Regions from separate parts of the Homo sapiens genome. Here region 1 is linked to region 2. Evidence: read pairs that join two places in POLR2A ChIA-PET (ENCODE). Cell type or tissue: A673. All regions are shown on one strand. Links, peaks and the distances in the headings refer to the core of each region. The heading gives the core; the rest is flanking DNA.

Region 1 (10,370 bases), core at 1,499-9,498, 58 kb before region 2:
GTGGAAAGGCACTAAGCACTGAACAGAGATGGAGCACCAAATATGCACTTGTGAGGGCAGGTCTCATTCACTTCTCCATCCCAAGGCCTCCGCTGTGCCCAGCACACAGTAGGTGCTCAATGCATATCTGTTGAAGTCATGGATGGTGCAATGACTGCGTTAGGAACTAGGAGCAGAGTTCTAATTTGTTTGCTGATATAGCCCTAGAGCCCTAAACAGTGCCTGGCACATAGTAGGTGCTCAGTAACAGTGGTCCCCAATCTTTGTGGCACAAGGGACAGCTTTCATGGAAGACAATTTTTCCAAGGACCGGTGTGGGGTTGGGGGAAGGAAGGTTTCAGGATGATTCCCGGATGATTAAAGCACATTACATTTATCGTGCACTCTATTTCTATCACATTGTAATATAGAATGAAATAATTATACAACTCACCATAATGTAGAATCAGTAAGAGCCCTGAGCTTGTTTTCCTACAACTAGATGGTCCCATCTGGGGGTGATGGGAGACAGTGACAGATCATCAGGCGTTAGATTCTCATAAGGAGTGTGCAACCTAGATCCCTCGCATGCACAGTTCACAATAGGGTTCGCCCTCCTGTGAGAATCTAATGCCACCACTGATCTGACAGGAGGTGGAGCTCAGGCAGTAATGTGAGCAATGGGGAGCAGCTGTAAATACAGATGAAGCTTTGCTTGCTTGTCCCCCGCTCACCTCCTGCTATGTGGCCTGGGGGTTGAGGATCCCTGCTCAATGATACACACATTAATGAATTTGGTTTTAAACACCAACTTTGTCCTTCCCCTAGTTGCCATCATTGAAGAGCCCCAGCACCCCAAGCACCCCAGCCTGGGCTCCTGGGGGCTGCAAATTGAACTTCATGTGTCTTAGTGCCCAGAGAGGGAAGGAAAACGTTATACTAACATCTGGTAGTCACAGGTACCAACAAGGCACTTCATGGGTTACAAAGCAGGTTCCCATGGAATGTCTTTGCTGATCTCCAGTCAGTTTCACAGATGGAGAAAGAGAAACTCAAAAGATGAGGTGACTTGCGCAGGGTCACAAGGTATGTCAAGCAGAGATGGCTGGGATTGAAATGGCAAATCCTTTCTCTTTGTATCATTCATTCCTCTAACCAGTTATAACAAGTACCTCCCAGTGGGATCATGATGGGGCTCAGACAGGCACTGGTCCCCACTATGGAAGGAGTGAGGGTCCTGGGTCAGCAGGCTGAAGGCCAAGGCCCACCCTGGGCCACCAAGAGCTGTGGAGACAGGGAAGTGAAGAGCAGGATGAGAGACAAGTGGAGAAGCCTCTGGCTAGGTCATCCGGGCAGCTAGGACAAAGCAGAGAGACTAGAAGGGGCAGAGAGAAAGGCAATTACACCAGGAACATCTATTAAGCACTCACTGTATGCCAGGCACTGAGGATATGGCAGTGAGCAAGGCAAACAAGGAACTCACATGCTGGTGGGGAGACAGACTCTGGTTTGTAATTACTCACTGCAAGTAGAAGTGGGGGCTCTGAAGGCAAGGAGCATGGTTTCCAGGAGGACACGGGGACATAAGTTAGGCCTGGAGGGTCAGGGAGGGCTTCTTGGAAAAGGTGGTGCTTGGGCAGAGATCTGGAGGATGATAAGAGAAGGAGGGAGGGAGAGACAGAGACAAGGAGTGGGAAAGACGAGAGTAGGGGGAAGAAACTGACAAAGTCAGAGGAAGAGTTTGAGGACCCAGTGCAGTGGCTCACACCCAACACTCTGGGAGGCCGAGGCAGGTGGATCACCTGAGGCCAGGAGTTTGAGACCAGCCTGACCAACATGGCGAAACCCCATCTCTACTAAAAATACAAAAATTAGCCGGGCGTGGTGGTGCACACGTGTAGTCCCAGCTACTCAGGAGGCTGAGGCATGAGAATCACTTGAACCCAGGAGGCAGAGGCTGCAGTGAGCTGAGATTGTGCCACTGCACTCCAGTCTGGGTGACAGAATGAGGCTCTGTCTCAAAAGAAAAAAAAAGAAAGAGAGAGAGAGAGTTTGAGGAAAGATGATGAGCAAAGAGAAGGATCCAGAAACGAGATGGTCAGCTGGAGTGCAAGGTAGAGGAGAAAAGGGAGCCCCAGACACAGCCAGCTGGGGGCTAACAGTGAGACCAAGAGCAAGGAGGAAGGGAGGGTGAGAGGAAAGAGAGACACACAAATCACTCCAAGCTCCCCACCTACTGTAGCTCAGACTTTCATCTCTGACACAAAAGAGGAACTTGAGTTCCCCTCCAGGGAAGCACAGGGCACTCAGGCTGAGAATTCACATCCCAGCTGTGGTTTCCTGTTTCCCCCTGTAAGCCAGAGGGCACTACTGCATGGAGGTAGCGCTGTGGGGCTGGTGGGCCAGGCCTAAGGACAGAGCCAGAGGCTGAGCTTCCTCCCTCTCCCAAAACCCTCAGTGAGTGCCTCAACCTAATTTTCTGCCAAAGACCCACTGTCAGCTAAAGGGCTTGTTGTTGGGTAGGGTGCTAACTGTTAATGAAGGTGTTACCTGTTAACTAGGATGTGTTCACTGTGGACTAACATGTTCACTGTCAACAAAAGTGTGTGTTAAGTAGCATGTCCACAGTTTACCAGGGTGTTAACTGTTAAAAACAATGTTTGCTGTTAACTAGAGTGTTCACTGTTAACTATATACTACAGTGTTCAACAAGTAAGCTTTTTGTTAAGTAGGGTGTTTGCAGTTAACTAGGGTGTTAACAGTTAATGAAGATGCTGGCTATTAACTAGGGTGTTTAACTTCAACTAAGGTATCTGTTAATAAGGTGTTTGCAGCCAGGCGTGGTGGCTCATGCCTGTAATCCCAGCACTTTGGGAGGCCAAGATGGGTGGATCACCTGAGGTCAGGAGTTCAAGACCAGCCTGGTCAACATGATAAAGCCCCATTTCTACTAAATATACAAAAAATTAGCTGGTGTGGTGGCAGACACTTGTAATCCCAGCTTTTTGGGAGGCTGAGGCAGGAGAATCACTTGAACCCGGGAGGGGGAGATTGCACTGAGCCAAGATTGTGCCACTGCACCCAGCCTGGGCAACAAGAGCTAAACTTCATCTCAAATAATAATAATAATAACAATTATAAAGTGTTTGCTTTGGCCCCAGCTTTTGTGCCTCAGTTTACATACTCCACCCTCCTCCCTCTCTCCATCTTATTGGCTGGTGGTGCTGGCATTTCTCTCAAAGCAGGGCTCATCACTGCAAGTACAAGGTCCTTGTTTGACTTCAGGACCTCTCCCCCAGTAACCTGGCCCCATAAAGAGTCCAACTCAACTCCCCGGTCCCAATCTTAATTGACAACCAAGGTGGAAAGTAAAATACTTTCTGAAATTACCTACATTTTAAAAAAGAAACATTTGAAAGATTTACATAGCCAAATGACTGACTCCTTAATGGCGGAATGACAGGCAGAAAAGCTATTCCTTGGCCTTGAAATCCTGCAGAATGGAGAGGCTGTGAGCTCTGATGGTGGGATTCCCATGTTGTTTCCAGCTTTGAAGTCATGCCTGGGCATCTGCCAGAACATGAGGGGACAGCATCTATCAGTCCTGTCCCCCAGGCTGGAATATTGTGCTGGGTGCTGCCTGGAGAAGGGAGGCCCAGTGCTGGTGTTCCAGGATCCCTGCCAGGGCCCTGACTCAGATGGCCACGGGAAGCCGGAGTCTGCCCTCCAAGTAGCCACTGATTTGCTGGGCAACACTCATCAAGTTATTGCCCAGTTTGGGCCTCTGTGTAAGGTGGGGTTCAAGCCAGCAGACATTGGTGGATCTGCCCAGCTGTATCTTTTGGGGCCACTCTTCAAGGCCCACTTCACAGACACAGAAACAGAGGTCCAGGGAGGTGGCCCTCTCCTAGGTCTGCACCCAGCCTTCACCCACCCCACTCCCTTCTCAGTCCTGACTCCCCAGCCTGCCCCAGGTCCTAAGAGCCCTCCCCCACTGCCAGGGCCATGGCAGTCCTTCTAGATACAGGACGGACTCAGTGCCAGCAGGCCTCCTCGGTCTGGGAGTCAGCTCCTGTGAGAGAGGGGTGGAAGGAGTTCCAAAGCTGCCCATCAGGCCACTGCCAGGCCTTCAGCCCCTCTGCCACCGCAGCCTGCCAGGTTTGGGCCAGACACACACCCACACACATTTGCAAACACGCTCAAGTATGGTAGGCATACTAGTACAATGCATGCCCTCAACTTCACTCCCAGACACACATGCACCATTACACAGACACACAGATGCCCCTACAGACACTCATGACACACACTCAGATAGACCACACACACGTGCCCATGCAGGCCCATGCACAGGGCACACTATGCTACACACCCACAAGCCATGTGTGTCACCCACTGTGCCAGCCCAGCCGCACCACCTGCCTGGACGTTAGCATCGCCCAACCTCAACCATCTCCCCACCCTGTCATCTCTCTGCTGCCCCTCTGAACCCAGCACACACCCCACACTGCAGTCACGACATTCCCGGCTGAAAGCACACTGATGGCTCCCCTCAGGCTCTCGGGGGCAAATCCACTGCCCCACCTCAGCTCACCCCAGCCCTCTCCCCCAGCATACACTCAGCCCTACAGCAGCCCCTCGTCCCCTAGGCCAGAGGCTCAGCTCACATCTAGCACCCCAGCTGGTGCCTCTTGGCCAGGCAGAGGGAAGAGCTGTGGCTGTCAGTCCTCACAGTGGGCCACCCAGAACATGCACTTGACAAGCACTTTCTTATTTAATTCTCTCAACAGCACTATGAGGGAACAGGTACCTCTATTCACCCCATTTTACAGAGAAAAAGACTAAGGCTCAGAGGGCTGGGCTAGGATGTTTGGGGGAGGGGAAGAGAGCGCTGTGTGAGCCTCTTCTCCATACCCCCACCTCCCTACTCCTTCTCTGTCTCATTTACCTTCCTCTGTCCAAACAGGTCTCTCTTTTTCGGAGACGGAGTCTCACTTTGTCACTCAGGCTAGAGTGCAGTGGTGCGATCTGAGCTCACTGCAACCTCTGCCTCTTGGGTTCAAGCGATTCTTCTGCCTCAGCCTCCCAAGTAACTGTAATTACAGGTGCCTACCACCACACTCAGCTAATTTTTGTATTTTTAGTAGAGACGGGGTTTCACCATGTTAGCCAGGCTGGTCTCGAACTCCTGACCTCAAGTGATCCGCCTGACTCAGTCTCCCAAAATGCTGAGATTACAGGCGTGAGCCACTGCACCCAGCCCAAACAGGTCTCTTAAAGCCTCGCCTCTCTTTCCCCTTTCTTCTGAGAGTTGCTGTCCCTGGTCCTGACAGCTTCCCCTGCCTCTGGCCATCTTCTCTTGCTCCTCCAGTCACCAACGTCCCTTCCTCCGAGAAGAGAACAATGGGAACTGTGTACAGGCCTCGGTTTGGCCGAGGCTCCGCCCAGCTCTGACAGTCACTAGCTGTGTGATGCTGGGCAGGTGGCTCCATCTCTCTGTGCCTCATTTTCCCCATCTACAAAGTGGGGGTGATAATAATACCACTTAGCATTGCTGGGAGGAATAATTGAGTTAATACAAGCGAGTGGACACTGTTGATGCCCAGCTCCGATGTGTTTGGATGCTAATAAGAAATCCTTATTCAGGCCGGGCACGTTGGCTCACGCCTGTAATCTCAGCACTTTGGGAGGCCGAGACGGGTGGATCACTTGAGGTCAGGAGTTCGAGACCAGCCTGGCCAATATAGTGAAACCCCATCTCTATTAGTAATACAAAAATTAGCAGGGTGTGGTGGCGTGCACCTGTAATCCCAGCTACTCGGGAGGCTGAGGCAGGAGAATCACTTGAACCTGGGAGGCAGAGGTTGCAGTGAGCTGAGATTGCACCACTGCACTCCAACCTGGGTGACAGAGTGAAACTGTGTCAAAAAAAAAAAAGAAAGAAAAAGAGAGAGAGAGAGAGAGAGAAAGAAAGAAAGAAAGAAAGAAAGAAAGAAAGAAAGAAAGGGGAAGGAAGGAAGGGAGAGAGAGAGAGACAGGAAAGAAGGAGAGAGAGAGAAGAAAGAGAGAAAGAAAGAGAGAGAAAAAGAAAGAAAGAAAGAAAGAAGAAAGAAAGAAAGAAAGAAAGAAAGAAAGAAAGAAAGAAAGAAAGAAAGAAAGAAAGAAAGAAAAAGAAAAGAAAGAAATCCTTATTCGGAGGCTTGACCTGGGGGCCTGGGAGTCAACGTGTCCCAAGAATGGCCCCCAGCCAATGACTAACAGAGGAGTATGAAAGCCCGGATCTTTTGCTTCCAGCTGGGACAAATTCTGGGGTGCTCCAGACCCACACCCCATTAGGCTGAGGCTAGGACATGGTCTGAACTCACACCCTTGCCTGGCTTCCTCCCCTTCCCTGTTCTGCAGCCCCTCTCCCCCTTACCTGGGCACACCTTTGAAATAAATCTCTTGCACAGGGGACTTTGTCTCAGGATCTGCTTCCAGGGACCCCGACCTAAGCAACAAGTCAAGCTATTTAGCATAGATCTGGCTCAGAGTAAATGCTCAATCTATTTGAGCTACTATCATTTTATTTCCTGGCAACTATGTGACTGGAAACAAATACCTTTTCCTGTCTGGGTCTTAATTTTCTCATCAGCAAAATGAGCATCATGATCTCTGCTCTGCATAAATTTTCATGGAATCACTGCGTGAGGGGGCCGGGTGTGATGGCTCAAGCCTGTAATCCCAGCACTTTGGGAGGCCAAGGCAGATGGATCACCTGAGGTCAGGAATTCCAGACCAGCCTGGCCAACATGGTGAAACCCGTCTCTATTAAAGAAATACAAAAATTAGCCAGGTGCAGTGGCACACACCTGTAATCCCAGTGACTCGGGAGGCTGAGGCTGGAGAATTGTGTGAACCCGGGAGGTGGAGGTTGCAGTGAGTCGTGATCACACCACTGCACTCCAGCCTGGGTGACAGAGCGAGATTCTGTCAAAAAAAAAAAAAAAAAAAGTGTGAGGAAATAGGCGAATGTCCACCTCCACTGAAGGATGGGCCGGGTGAAGGGACAGTTGCGGCTCTTCCTAATCAGTCCCATCACTTACCTGCCCTCCCAGTCACCATAGCTGGGAGCCCCCACCTCTGCCATTCCATGCATCCCTGGCCCAGAGGAGGCAAAACAGCCCTCTGCTTCCCTCCTCCAGAAGCAGGAAAACTTCACATCAGGATCCCGATGTCATCTTGAGATCTGCACAGCCCTCTTCTCACTTGAACAATTGTCCTCAAAGCCACAACCCCTCTGACTCTTCCAGGTTCTATTGCAGAAGCCTGGCCAGCCAGCTTTTGCTAGGTCATAAAAGGGCGATTGTTAGATTTTCGGGAACTTTGAGAACCAATTGTTAAACTGCTGGCAACTTGAAATCGATTGCAGTGGAAGTATTTACACCATGAAAACTGGCAAATGCTACAGACCCCAGCATTCTTTGGAGAGGTGGTTTACTAGCATGCAGCAGACTCCATCCCTTTATCAAACTCCCACCTGAGCTTCAGTCCTTTTAACAGAGAAAATATTTTGTATTTTTCTAAGTTAAGTGAAATCACTTTGCTTTTGCAGATGATCTTTTTATAGATTTATTTTCTATGGGTAGGTGGTTCACACATTGAAAAAAAGCAAAAAAGTTTCACATTTATTCCTTAGCACTTCCACCCCTAACATACATTCCCCATAGAAAGTCTTATCTTGAACTACCTCTTAAAGATTTCTTGACTTATAGAGTCTTAGAAATATTGACTTTCGGAATCTTCAAGTTATAGAAACTTTAGATTCTGGAATCCTGAACCCTTAAGACTCCTGGCTGTTAGAATTGGAGCATCCCAATTAGGGAAGTCACATCTTATTCAGGGATTTGGTTCTAGAGTTAATGGGTGAGCAAATATCCCAGTCTGGTGTAGTCAAAATGCCCCTTGCCAGTACATATATGCAAAGGAATATTATTCTGCCATAAAGAAAGAATAAAATCCTGTCATTTGCAACAACATGGATAGAACTGAACGACATTATGTTAAGTGAAATAAGCCAGGCACAGAAAGACAAACTTTGCATGTTCTCACTCATTTATGGGAGCTAAAAATGAAAACAATTGAACTTACAGAGACAGAGAGAAGAGTGACAGTTACCAGAGGCTGGGAAGGGTTGCAGGGAGGCAGGGGAAGTGAAGTTGGTTAATGGGTACAAAAACATAGATAGAAGAAATAACGGGAAGCTAAGGCAGGAGAATTGCTTGAACCTGGGAGGCAGAGGTTGCAGTGAGCCAAGATCGCACCACTGCACTCCAGCCTGGGCGACAGAGAGGGACTCTGTCTCAAATAAGATCTAGTAGCACACTAGGAAGACTATAGTCAAAAATAATTTATCGTATATTTTAAAATAACTAAAAAAGTAGAAACGGAATATTCCTTACACAAAGAAATAATAAATGGTTGAGGTGACAGATACCTCAATAACCCTGATGTGATTATTACACATTGTATGCCTGCATCAAAACATCACATGTACCCCGTAAATATATTACACCTATTGTGTACCCAGAATAATGAAAAAATAATTTTTAAAAAAGACAAAATTTCCCTTGCAAATCCTGTAGAGACATTCCATGCTGGAAACCATTCAGCTGTCAGTGAGTCCAGCTCAGTCAGCTTTTCCTCCAGGGACGAAGCAAATCCAGCCAGGCATGGTGGCTCACACCTGTAAGTCTAGCACCTTGGGAGGCCAAGGCAGGCAGATCACTTTAGCCCAGGAGATCGAGAACAGCTTGGGCAACATGGCAAAACCCCATCTCTACAAAAAATACAAAAATTTGCCGGGCATGGTGGCATTCACCTGTGGTCCCAGCTACTAGGGAGGCTGAGGTGGGAGGATCACCTGAGCCCGGGAAGTTGAGACTGTAATGAGCCGTGATTGCATTGCTGCAATCCAGCCTGGGTGACAGGAGACCTTATCTCAAAAAGAAAAGGAAAAAGAAAGGAAAGGAAAGGAAAGGAAAAAATCCCTGCGTTTTCAGTGGAGCAGATGATCAAAAGTGTTTGGTGTGAGTTTAGGAGCTATGGCAGAGTAAAATATGTGTATTTAAACCCTGGAATCACTCCACACCACTATGAGAGGCACCTGGAAGGCAAAGCCACACGTCTGCCACTTTACACTCTGGCAGAATATACAGAAACCCCAAACTGCTCTCTTCCTCTCCTCAGTCATAGTTGAAGTTCTGTGTAGCCTTCAATCATAACAAATTAAAATTATCTGCCCACCAACAGTAGACTGGATAAAGAAAACGTGGTACATATACACCATGGAATACTATGCAGCCGTAAAAAAAGAATGAGATCATGTCCTTTGCAGGAACATGGATGGAGCTAGAGGTCATTATCCTTAGCAAACTAACATAGGAACAGAAAACCAAATACCCCATGTTCTCAATTATAAGCGGGAGATAAATGATGAGAACACATGGACACATCAAGGGGAGTAAAAGACACTGGTGCTTACCAGAGGGTGGAGGTTGGGAGGAGGGAGAGGATCGGGAGAAATAACTAGTGGGCACGGGTTTAATACCCGGGTGATGAAATAATCAGTACAACAAATCCCTGTGACACAAGTTTACCTTTAGAACAAACCACGTAACAAGCAACCCTGAACTTAAAAGTTTTAAAAAATTAAAATTATAAGAAATTTGGAATCAGAAGGGATCTCACAGTCAAACCCTGTCAAATGCTTAAGTATCCCTTACAGCATCCCCAAAAAGAGTTCATTCAGCCTCTGTTTGAATTCCTTCAGTGGCAGGGAGCTCACCACCTTGCAAGATAACCCATGCCACTTCTGGTCACCTTTAATTACAGTGTTGGAACAAGGTGTACCTTCCCATCTCTGATCATTAACAAACACTTACAAAGTGCCTCTCCTGCAGGAACCAGGATGCAGAGGAAATCAGGCCCTACCCAGAGACCTAAAATACCAGCATTGAGATGGAAATCATGGTCTGAACACTCAGAGGGGGGCCAGTCACTCCAGCGAGACTGTGACTCCCTTGACCTCACCCCAATTTTGCATGTAATTTGTGAGGATTCATAGAGTCCTCAAGTCCCACGATCAAGTTTAAATCTCTTACAGTATAGACGAGGTTATTGCAGCTTGAGCTGGGGGGTGATTTCCCCAAGGTCAAGTTCACACAGCGCCTAATCAGCAGTCAGGATCCAAACCCTTATCTTCTGCCTCAAACCCAGCAGACGCCCCCCAACCCCACTCCCACATCAGATCCCTTTTCCCAGCCGAGCCTAGACAAGCCCAGAATCTGAGATCAGAAGCAGAGCCTCCCCCTCCAACCTCCCAGCCTCTGCCACATCCCCAGGGTTGGGGG
Region 2 (10,370 bases), core at 1,302-9,301:
TGGACAGGTCGTTTCGACCTCAGTCTTCCGCTCCCCTCCCCCAAGCCCTGGTAGGTCGGCCTTAGCCAGTGGGGTTCTTTGTACCCGTTGCGCTGTGCGGCTGGATCACCGAACGGGGTTACGCTACCGCTACCGGAGGGTTGTGGCTACCGCAGCCCCGTTTCCAAGTGAGGCGGGTCCCTTTTAGACCGCCAGTCTTGTGGGTCCCTCGCACAGCGCGGATTTTCGGGCGGGAAGACCGGAATGCGGTTTGTGAGTGTGGTCCCCGCGCACCGGTAGCCAGCCGAAAGCACCTCTTTCCAGCAAGCTGCCTGGCCCAGGGACCAACTGGCATTTGCCCCTATGTGGATAGAAAATTAATTTTCATTAAAAGCTCCCAGAGGTCAGGTTCTATACAGTGCCAGCAGCAGATGGAGGTGTAATGATCCAAACGAGTTCAGTTTGGACAAAGTAGCATAGTGACTTTTTTTCTACATTGACTTTCGGAGAAGTTGGCAGATTCTGGCAAAGTGACGCTGGGCTGTTTGAAAAAGGCAAGCTTAGCCTAGGCTGCCATCTTAAAATATTTCGAGGCTGTAGCTGCCTCAGGATCCTTTGCCTGTGGTCTGGTGGCCGGCAGTGCCCCGCTAACAGCTTTAACTCTGCACTTAGTGCCTGAGCACCTATGGCTGTGAGAGATGCTAGATACAGAACCCTGTCCTTACCACGTGGGGGCACAGCAGGGAGCCCTTGGTCGTCCTTTGGCAACCACTGGGCGGTATTGTGAGGTCTGGGCCCCTTGAGGACGGGCTGCAGCCCCAGGAGGCGATACATGATCTCTGCTGGGCAGGGCCCAGGCAAAGCCAGCCCACTGTGTGAAACCGTGCCAAAGAGCCCTCTCCCCGATCCCCCAGGAGAAGCCCCGGGGAGACATCCCAGGAAGCTTCCCGAATTAGTGACTTGGAGAGGAGTAGAACTTTCACGGGTGGGCAGGGAGGAAAGGGCATTTCACATTTGCTGTTGTTAACCATGATCCATTTTCCCAAATAAGTATACATTCTGTTCCTGTTTTTTTTTTTTTTTTCTTTTTTTTTTTTTTTTTTTGTCTGTCTGTCTGTTCTTTGTCTGTTTGTCTGTTGTGTTGACTTTTCTCTTCAGGATCCCTGCTGCCTTGGTGATCCCGGGCTGACAGCCAGAGAGCACAGCGGCTCAGCTCCTGGAGAGTGAGGGTTGAAGAAAGCGGAGGGCAGCCGCCTGCGCCCGCTGGCTCCCATTAGGTCGGTTCCTGCAGCGGTGCCCGGCAGCCTTGGTGAAGGCCCTGCCCGGCAGAGATCATGTATTGCCTCCAGTGGCTGCTGCCCGTCCTCCTCATCCCCAAGCCCCTCAACCCCGCCCTGTGGTTCAGCCACTCCATGTTCATGGGCTTCTACCTGCTCAGCTTCCTCCTGGAACGGAAGCCTTGCACAATTTGTGCCTTGGTTTTCCTGGCAGCCCTGTTCCTTATCTGCTATAGCTGCTGGGGAAACTGTTTCCTGTACCACTGCTCCGATTCCCCGCTTCCAGAATCGGCGCATGATCCCGGCGTTGTGGGCACCTAACGGCCTGCCCTGTTAGCTTTCCAAGGAAGCAGAAGACGGGAGGGGAGGCATTGACATAGGTCATAAAGCATTGGAGTTTCAAATCCCGCAGCCTCGCGGGTGTCACATTCCTGACGGCGCCTTTTTGGCCTGTGATGTTTTATCCTTACAATGTGAATAATGGCACTGACCGGTGCTTTTATTGTAAAGTCCTATAGTCGTGGGTGGTCTTGTGGTTGTGTGTGTTCTGTCCCCATCTAGGTCCTGGCTGGCCGCATGACCACCCCTCTCGCCTCATTACTGTGAGGAGTCTGGGTCCATCCTGGTCAGCTGCCCCAATGTGACCTGGGGCAGATAAAATGCCAGTCTCATTGTCACCTCTGTGACCCCTCCTTGTCAGGGTCTCCTTCCTTCCCAGAATGTTACTGACTCCTCAGTCCCTCTTCTGGTTTCCCTTTATTTCTCTTCTACCCTTTTCCTTTTTTGGGGAGTACCTGTCCAAGACAGGGCTCATTTTTGCACTTATCTCGAATTTGAAGAGATTGCTGACGCCCGAGAGCCTCGCTTTTTCATCCTTCTTTCCTTGTTCAGCAGGCTAGACAGAAACATGTCTTGACTGTTAGTTGTCCACAAATCTTCAGTATTTTCTCCACTTCATTTTTAAGAAAGGAAGCAACAGATAGATGTTGCTCTTTCACCTGGGTGTCTGGGCTCAAGCTTTCCCGCCCAGCCTCACTTCCTTTGCCCTTCCTCCTGCCTTTCTCAACTGTCCCAAGGAGGGGGCCTCATTGTGTCTCCCGTGCATGCTCTGCAGCATTGAAGTATGGTGTGTTCACGTAGTTCTAGCAGTCCCCAGCTGAGTGAGTGGGAGAGTACCTGTGTGTTTCGTAACGGCCTTGATCCCCTTGATAGATGTTTGGATATTTTTTGGTGTGCCCTGTGTGTGTGTGTGTACAAATACATGTGTATATTCCTTTTAAAGAAGCTTTATCGAACGTGGTCTGATTTTGAGGTTTAGCAATAGCTAGCTATATATGGTAGGTGCCGCTACAGTTTTTATTTAGCATGGGGATTGCAGAGTGACCAGCACACTGGACTCCGAGGTGGTTCAGACAAGACAGAGGGGAGCAGTGGCCATCATCCTCCCGCCAGGAGCTTCTTCGTTCCTGCGCATATAGACTGTACATTATGAAGAATACCCAGGAAGACTTTGTGACTGTCACTTGCTGCTTTTTCTGCGCTTCAGTAACAAGTGTTGGCAAACGAGACTTTCTCCTGGCCCCTGCCTGCTGGAGATCAGCATGCCTGTCCTTTCAGTCTGATCCATCCATCTCTCTCTTGCCTGAGGGGAAAGAGAGATGGGCCAGGCAGAGAACAGAACTGGAGGCAGTCCATCTAGGGAATGGGACTGTGAGGCCATACTTGTGAAACGTCTGGACTGCTATTCTAGAGCTTTTATTTGGTGTGTTCGTTGCACAGCTGTTTGAAATGTTTAATAAAGCTTTATAAACTTTACTTTGTGGTTTTATGTGGCTGCAGTCCATTTGGGTCGTGGTGTTGGATTTCGGAGTTGGTGGGGGGCAGGGGGAAGCATGGAGGGGCTGAGTCTTTGGCGCCAGAGTACCTTAGCCTGAAAATTTGATCTGCTTTCTGGAGAGCAGATGGTGGGGATGGGGGAGGGGGAGCAGGGGGCAGGACAGGCGGTGAACAGGAGGGAGTCTGAAAGTTTTCAGAGATGAGACATTTGCGTTTCTCAGCTCCCATGGCTTCTTGCCTGAAATTGTTTCCCTCCATAGGAGATTTGAGTAACCGATCCCTTGACAAACAACTTAAGACAGCTGGAGCTCTAATCATCAAGGATTTTTATGGTGCTGCTTTTGAAGTAAAAATAGTGAAACCCCTTATGGCATTTCAAGTGGAAAAATAAATAAGACTGGCTGTCCAACCAGCCGGATGTAAGGTGATGGCTGGAAGTGCCGAGAGTGGTGTGGTTCCATGTTGTAGGTATGCACGTGCTCCCATGGCCATGACCTTTGAGACAGTGTAGGCTAGTTTGTCAGGTCCTGTGCTGAGTATTCACCTCTGAATCTCCTTCTTCTAGAAAGCATGGTAGGAATACTGCCTGTCCAAGGCACAGGGCTGTCGTGAGGTTTTATTGAGTCACAGTCGTGAAGGGCTTTGGTAATTTCATAGAAGATCACCTGTTCTACCTAGGCTTTAAATTTGTTGCTATAAAATTGAGTATGGTTTTCTCCTGTTCACTTAAGTCTCCCCATTGTCACTTTATTCCTTTTTTCATTCAAAACTTGCCAAAGATTTGTCTATTTTAGAGGTATTTTCAAAGAACCAAACTTTTATCGATCATATCTGCTGGGTAATTTTCTTACCTGATTCTTTTATGCTTTTATCTCTGAATTCTTCTTTTCTGTGTTTCTGGATAGATTTCGTGGTTCTGCAAAGTCTTGACAAGCTGAGGAGTCATACCTGGAAAGGATGGTTTGTTCAACAAACATTGAGACCCTGTACTAGGCTTGCTGGGGATTTCAGGGGCAAGACTCAGACCTGACTCTTCAGGAGCTCATGATTGTAGCCTAGTGGGAAGACTTAACAAAATAGACAATTGCAAATTCCAAAAACAAAACAAACAAAAAAAAGGCTTTTGTGTCCCTACTCTCCTGTGGCGACACCTGGATGATAAATGAAGCCAAGATTATTGCTTATTTTGCTCTCCCTCGGAAAGCAGCTTTCTGTTTTAGGTCAAGCCCGCTTAAGAGTCACAAACAGGCCTCCCTCTGAAAGATTTGTGGCCCTTTCCAGCAGGGAGCCTGCAGCCCACCCCTTCCCAAAGTGACTGCCAAATCAGCATTCTGTCACCCCACAGTGCTTCCTACCTTGCCAGGCAACCACCCCCTCTTCCTGAACTGCCTTTTAGGAAAATGAAAAGTAGATACCTTTTCTGGAAAAGAGTAGGGGCAGCAGGCCTTAGAAAAACACACAATTACATTGGTCACTGTGGCTCAGTGTGAAACGGTTGCCCACATGGTACCTAGTGACCACAAGACACCATAAGGCCTAGGTCTGGGCTTCTTTAGGAACTGGTTCTTACCCTGCTGTGGGCCCCAGTTTCCAGAGAGGTAAAATGTGGTCTTTGGAGCAGACAGTTTTTCTAGTCCTAATATCCTGGGAGTTCTTTCTCCCAAGATCTAGGGTCTTCCTGGACCCATTTGAGGATGTTAGCTGGGCTCTGAGTAGGTGGCAGTGCACTTTCAGGATGGCATGGGCTTTATGCTTTAGTCAGTGTACCATGTGAGCCCAGGTATTTCCTCTGTCAGGAAGCTTCCCTGGATTTCTTCTCCCTGGGGATCTACTTGACTGGAGCGTTTCACTCAGCCTTCTGTTGAGTGCTACTGCTAGTGTTACGCAGACTTCCCCTTCTGTAGCGACTGAGTTCATGGGCTCCTCTTGTCTCCCAAGGGGGCCTGCATTGTCAGTCATTTGGCTGGTATTTGGCAGAATCCCATGCAGGAATAGGCCTTGAGACTACAGGGTGGACAGTTCCTGCCATTAGGGAGCCCTCCAGGCTAATGGGAAAGGGCACAACATTGAGCAGATAATGCCAGCGATACACAACCGTGGACTGTGTCAGCTGCTAGAAGAGAAGGTCTAAGAGGGGACCCAATGTAGGCCTGGAAGGATTGACTTTCAGGTGGAGACCTGAAGAACAAATATAAAGGTTTGAGCAGTGAAGTAATGAATGAGATGTTATTATTATTTTACCATCTAATCAAGCATCTCTGCTTACAGATAAAGAGACTGGGATGAAAGTAAAATGAAGGACCACCACTATCTGGCTGCCCTAGAATCAGAACCCAAAAAGGCTTTTTGGGATAAAGAGGTCAGTCTATCTAAAGCTAGCAAATTGTTGGGAGATACTAAGGAAATCTAAAGCTGAAATGCTATTGGCAGGCCCCTAAACTCAGCCCTAAGAACTCTTCATTTCCATCCAACTGGGAACCATCACAAACGAGGATCTGATGGGAGTTGGGGAGTAACCCAGTCAGAACAGCCTTTGAGATGGGATTCTGTCGGCAAGAAACAGGACAGCATTTGAGTGGTGACAGTAGCAGGGCCATGGAGAAGGCTACTGGCTTCTCTAGATGACTGGGAATGGGGAGAAGTAGACATAAGGAGTGAGTGTGGGTGAGGCAGGGACACAGGAGAAAAGGTAGGCTGGGGAGAAGGAAGCAGTGAAAGATGATAGAAGGAAAGCCAACTCCTATTGAATAGCTGCAGGAAAGGAGGCCAGAGAAGGGCTGTCACCTGTGTCCATTTGGTGGGCAGAGCCAGAACCCTGTCTTCTACCATCCAATGCAAAGTTCACTCCCCAACGCACCAAAATGTGTGAAAGGGCCACTGTTCTGAAAAGAGGAATGACTGAAGAAGTGCTCTCCCTGATGGAAGATGGTCCTGCCTAGGGAGCTTGGCCTGTCTCAGCCCAGCAACCCTCCCTCCCCAGTATCTTCCTGAAAGTCCCAGGAAGAACACAGTTTGATCTGCCAGGCTTCAAGGGGAGAATGAAGTATGTTGAGAAAAACTTCTATTGTTAGGCAGGCTTGAGGTGAAGAAGAGAACCTGCCTAAGCAGCAACTGAAGGCTTCAGACAGAAGCCTTGGGTCTCCCTTTGGGATCCTGGAAAAGGGACTCAGAGGCTGGGCAGAGATAGACTTTAAGGACTGAAGAACCTTGATGCAAGGCTTGAGAGAGTCCCAGCGCTTACGCCCTGCCTTTGTGACTATACCTCACCTGTCTCATAGAGAACACACCACCACTACAGCATCGGCCCCAAGGCACAGTCTCCGTAAATGTTATTTCCTCTGTTTTATGGCTCCCTGCCACTGGCCTTTACTAAGCTCCAGCCTGTTAGGGATGTGATCTGATCCCCCAGCTCTCCCTCTCATTCATTCATTTGAGGAGCATTTGCCAGGCTCTTTTCCAAGCTCTGAGAAGCTGGTGCAGAATGACTGTGCCCTCCTTGAGGAGCTCAGATCAGCAGGAGGGAGGGCAGAGTCATTCTTGTGGGTAGATAATACCATGTTATTAGGGCTTTAGTGGAGTTAGGTAGAGATTATTTGGGAGACCATATCTCAGTACCTCTGTGTGAAGTCCATTAATTATTTTTTACCTTCTCTGCAAAGGCAGTATCCTGAAAAGGAAAACACCAAGGTGTAGCTTTCTTTCTGGGAGACCAAAGTCCTCAGTTTGAGCCCCTACTTAGCCACCATTTTACCCAGCAACCCTCCATGGATTTCCCTCTCTTGGAGAGTAACCCCTGTCTGTCCAGCCTCCTCCCAACGAGGAACCAGAGGAAGCATATGTTTGAGAGTGCTTTGTCAAATATCCCAAAGGGTCAGATATGAGTCTTCTTCAAAGACTAATCTTCTGGGTGGTTCTGGCCTCTCAGTACTTTTCCTGAGCAGCTTGTGTGGAGCCTGTACTTGGACAGCTCAACACCTTTTCCAAAGCCAAACCCTCTGCCAGCCTCCTGCCCCACACTGGTAGTGGTGACCCTCCAAGGAGGGGGCAGGCAGGCAGGTGCTAAGGCCCTGGGACTGATTCCCATCCATTTTCCATGTGGCTTTGCTCTCCTTACTGTTCTCTAGGCCTCTGTTTCCCCATTTATAAGTCAAGGAGGGGGCTGGACCAAGATATCTTTAACATTTCCAAAGCTGTCTTCTGTGAAACATCAGTGACATTTATCTCCTTGTTATTTTAGTCTTAGAGACAGTGGTTGAAAGAAAGTATATTAAGACAATCAAGTGTTTAATCAAAGGATCTTTTGCATTAAAAAATAAACTTGAAGTCTCTTGGGTGCAGAACTGTCAAGGATCTTAGCTTAGAGCCAAAGAAGACATGGAAGTGTCTATGAGGCAGGAAAGACAGACAAAGCCCTTCAGTAATTCCATATTGTTTATGGGCCCAATCCCTTGGCTTGGTCATCAAGGCCCTGCACAACCCTTGAAGATAAGGGGCTTAGTCTTTGTTCCTTGACCAAGCACAGAATTTACCTGACCAGGCCTGGCATAGTACCTGCTGGTTGGCTGACCTGGTGGCTAGATGAATAGGTGGTTCAATCAATTGCTAAGAGTCCCTAAGTAATTGGGTGGCCCAGTCTTTCCTAGAAGGAAAGGAACTCTGTTTGCCTCCCAAATCTCTTGGCAACTCTGAAGTGACAGAGATTATTTTCCAGCCTCCAGACTAGTATTGTGAACAAAGATATGCGAGAAGAACCTTATAAAAGACTGCCCAGCCTGGCATCCTCGCTGTGGCAGCAGCTCACATGTGGTTTAGGAGTAGCCCCACCAGGTGGTAGACACCCTGTAAGGTCTGGATGTAGGTGGACTCCTGGGTCACTTGTAAGCCAAGGGGATTCCCTCTTCTTCCCTCCCTCTACCTTTCCCACCCCCTAACCCTGCATATGGGACTTCCCCAGCTTTCCCGCTTTTATGAATTCCTCCCCATAGGCTGGCAGGCAGGTGAGCTTGCAGGAGTGCAGATCGTGAACTACTGTTTCACAGAGAGTTGACCGAAGCTCTGCTGAGAGGTTTCTTGACTTGCCCAAGAGTTCACAGCTAGGCCAGGCTGGCCCTTGATTCCTGAACTCTGATCACATCTTAGATGGTCCTCTGCCTTGCTCATTTTCCCATTTCCATCTCCTCTTCCCCTCCTAGATCATGAGTGTCCTCTTTAGACAGTCTGAGAACTCCCTGCAGCCGGGCCCCACTGCCACACACACCCATATGAGCCCATCACCGGGATTTAAGTCCTTTCATCCTATTCCCTCAGACCATTCCAGGGAAAAACTGTCCTCAGTCCAACCCCCAGACTCCAGCTACAATACTGTGGGGGTTAGACTACTATTCACAGATGGGGTGGGCCATTTGGGGGGCTGCTTTTTGGTGGTTGGCTTTTGGTTTTGTTTGTTTTTACTTACTGGCCAAATAGGATCCAGTTCTTCTTTCCACCCTCAGAGCCATTTTTATGAACGCCATATGGTTCCATTTTGTACTGACAGGAACTGGGGACCACAGGCACATAGCACACACCACAGCTACTGTGACTAATAGCCCTGGCAGCTGTGCCCTCCTAACAGTCTGGGTGTGCAGTATGAGTGATGTCCAAAACCAGCAAGATTGGATTGGGCCTCCCGATCCCTGGTCGTGATGACACCACTGCACCTCTAGTCCTGTCTCTCCGGTCCCTTGATCTTTCCTATATCCATCTCCTTCTTTTAATTCAGATCATCTCTTGCTGAACAGTTGCACCAGATGTCTCTCTGCTTTCAATCTTGTCTCTTTCAACCCATCAACCAAATGGCCACCATTGGCCATCTTTACCAGCTTAGGTCATGTTCTGTGGCTCTTGGCTTAACTTCGTCCTTCCCTATTGCCTAGAGGATGGCATTCTCTCTGTTAATGGAGCAGAGCATTTCACAGCCTGGTTCCCTACCCCTAGGTGTTCCTGCTCTGCTTCTGCAGGTGCCCAGCCAGAGGAGCCCACCTGTCCTCCCGGAAGAGATGGCCCCTTTCACTTGAGATTCCAGGAGATTGCCCAGGGAGAAGGTGTGGAGGGAGGGGTTTTGAGAAGGAATATGAAGCCTCCAGTGGTGAGCAGTACCAGCAAGACAACCAAGAAGAGGCAGTTGGGTTGGTCAGTTAGGAGGTCTTGTCATCCATCTTGGGGTTGGCAGAGCAATAGAGACAGACATCACATCACCATGGGAAGAGAAGAGAATAAGAGGAAGAAGTGGAGATGAGAGGAACAGGTCACCTCTTCCAACTATGAAGGGAAAGAGGTGGATGAGTGGAAGTGACCCGTTTGGACTGGTCTTTTTTTATGTAGCTAATATTTGGCCTGTGCTTTTCTGGATCAGGCCCTGATGAGCATTTTGTCAACAATATCTCCCTGAAACCTTAAGAGAACATCCTAGGGTTGACGTGGTTTTGCCCACTATACAGAAGAGCTTCAAAAGATGAAGGCACTTTCCCAAGATGGGGGGCAGAGCTGGGATTTGTGTCCCATTCTGTTGCCCTTCAGAGCCTCACTTTCACCACTGTCCTTGTCTTCCCTGTAGTCATGAGGGGAAGAAGGAGGTGGAGGGCTGCCTGCAGTTAGGGAGCTGGGGCAAAGGCACCAGGGAGGCTCCCGGTGCTCAGATAGGACTGGAAGTCTGGGACACATCATTTTTCAGAGGGGGAAGAGGCCAGGGAAGAGAGAGGCTATTTTTAATAGCCAAATAGATATGAGCCCATTAAAAACCAGGAGGAAAGGAATAAAATGTTTAATAAAATCTTTAAGTATCTGAGTGGAGGACCTCTCTAAGCTGAAAAGCAAGGAAATGACACCAAGAAGAGAAAGGCCAACAGCGAACAGGGATAAGTGATGGCCTGTGTCCCAAGTGGCCTGGAGTGGACGGCACTAGATGGACAGATAGGGGCTTAGCCTTGGATAGCAAGCATGCAACGACCCACCCACCCAAACCTGGGAGGCTTAGCACTCGGCAGGTGACCTCATCTGTTCTCAAGCCATCACTGGGAGGTACTCAATAAATATTTGCTGGGGTGAAATAACTGAAATGGGAAATTAGATCAAAGAGGAAAAATACCAGCATTAAGCTATTGATGATACAAGAAGTGTCCAGGTGCCGTGGCTCACGCCTATAATCCCAGCACTTTGGGAGGCCAAGGCGGGTGGATCACCTGAGGCCAGGAGTTCGAGACTAGCCTGGCCAACATGGCAAAACCCCATCTCTACTAA

Evidence for each region. Peaks named below come from ENCODE experiments on the same cell type or tissue, not always from the same donor. Only the 100,000 strongest peaks of a DNase experiment are listed, where the experiment ranks them.
Region 1: POLR2A ChIA-PET joins it to region 2 with 11 read pairs; 2 of 35 experiments call an interaction of 5 or more read pairs at or near these places.

What each region holds. Positions count from the first base shown.
Region 1 is chr20:37,567,993-37,578,362 of GRCh38, reverse strand. It overlaps LINC01746 (long intergenic non-protein coding RNA 1746), which reads right to left and starts at 7,263. Exons shown (of 4, transcript NR_184035.1): 1 at 7,065-7,263; 2 at 6,398-6,469. RefSeq lists enhancers at 2,066-2,115, 9,842-10,342. In A673, for the core only: no CTCF peak of the experiment used is centred there; a DNase peak (open chromatin) is centred at 5,312.
Region 2 is chr20:37,510,118-37,520,487 of GRCh38, reverse strand. It overlaps BLCAP (BLCAP apoptosis inducing factor), which reads left to right. Exons shown (of 2, transcript NM_006698.4): 2 at 1,138-3,071. The coding sequence starts at 1,314. The coding sequence ends at 1,577. Among named protein-coding and RNA genes, the nearest start is that of NNAT, 5.9 kb to the left of the region's middle. RefSeq lists enhancers at 166-1,029, 1,030-1,893. In A673, for the core only: no CTCF peak of the experiment used is centred there; no DNase peak of the experiment used is centred there; H3K27ac peaks cover 110 bases.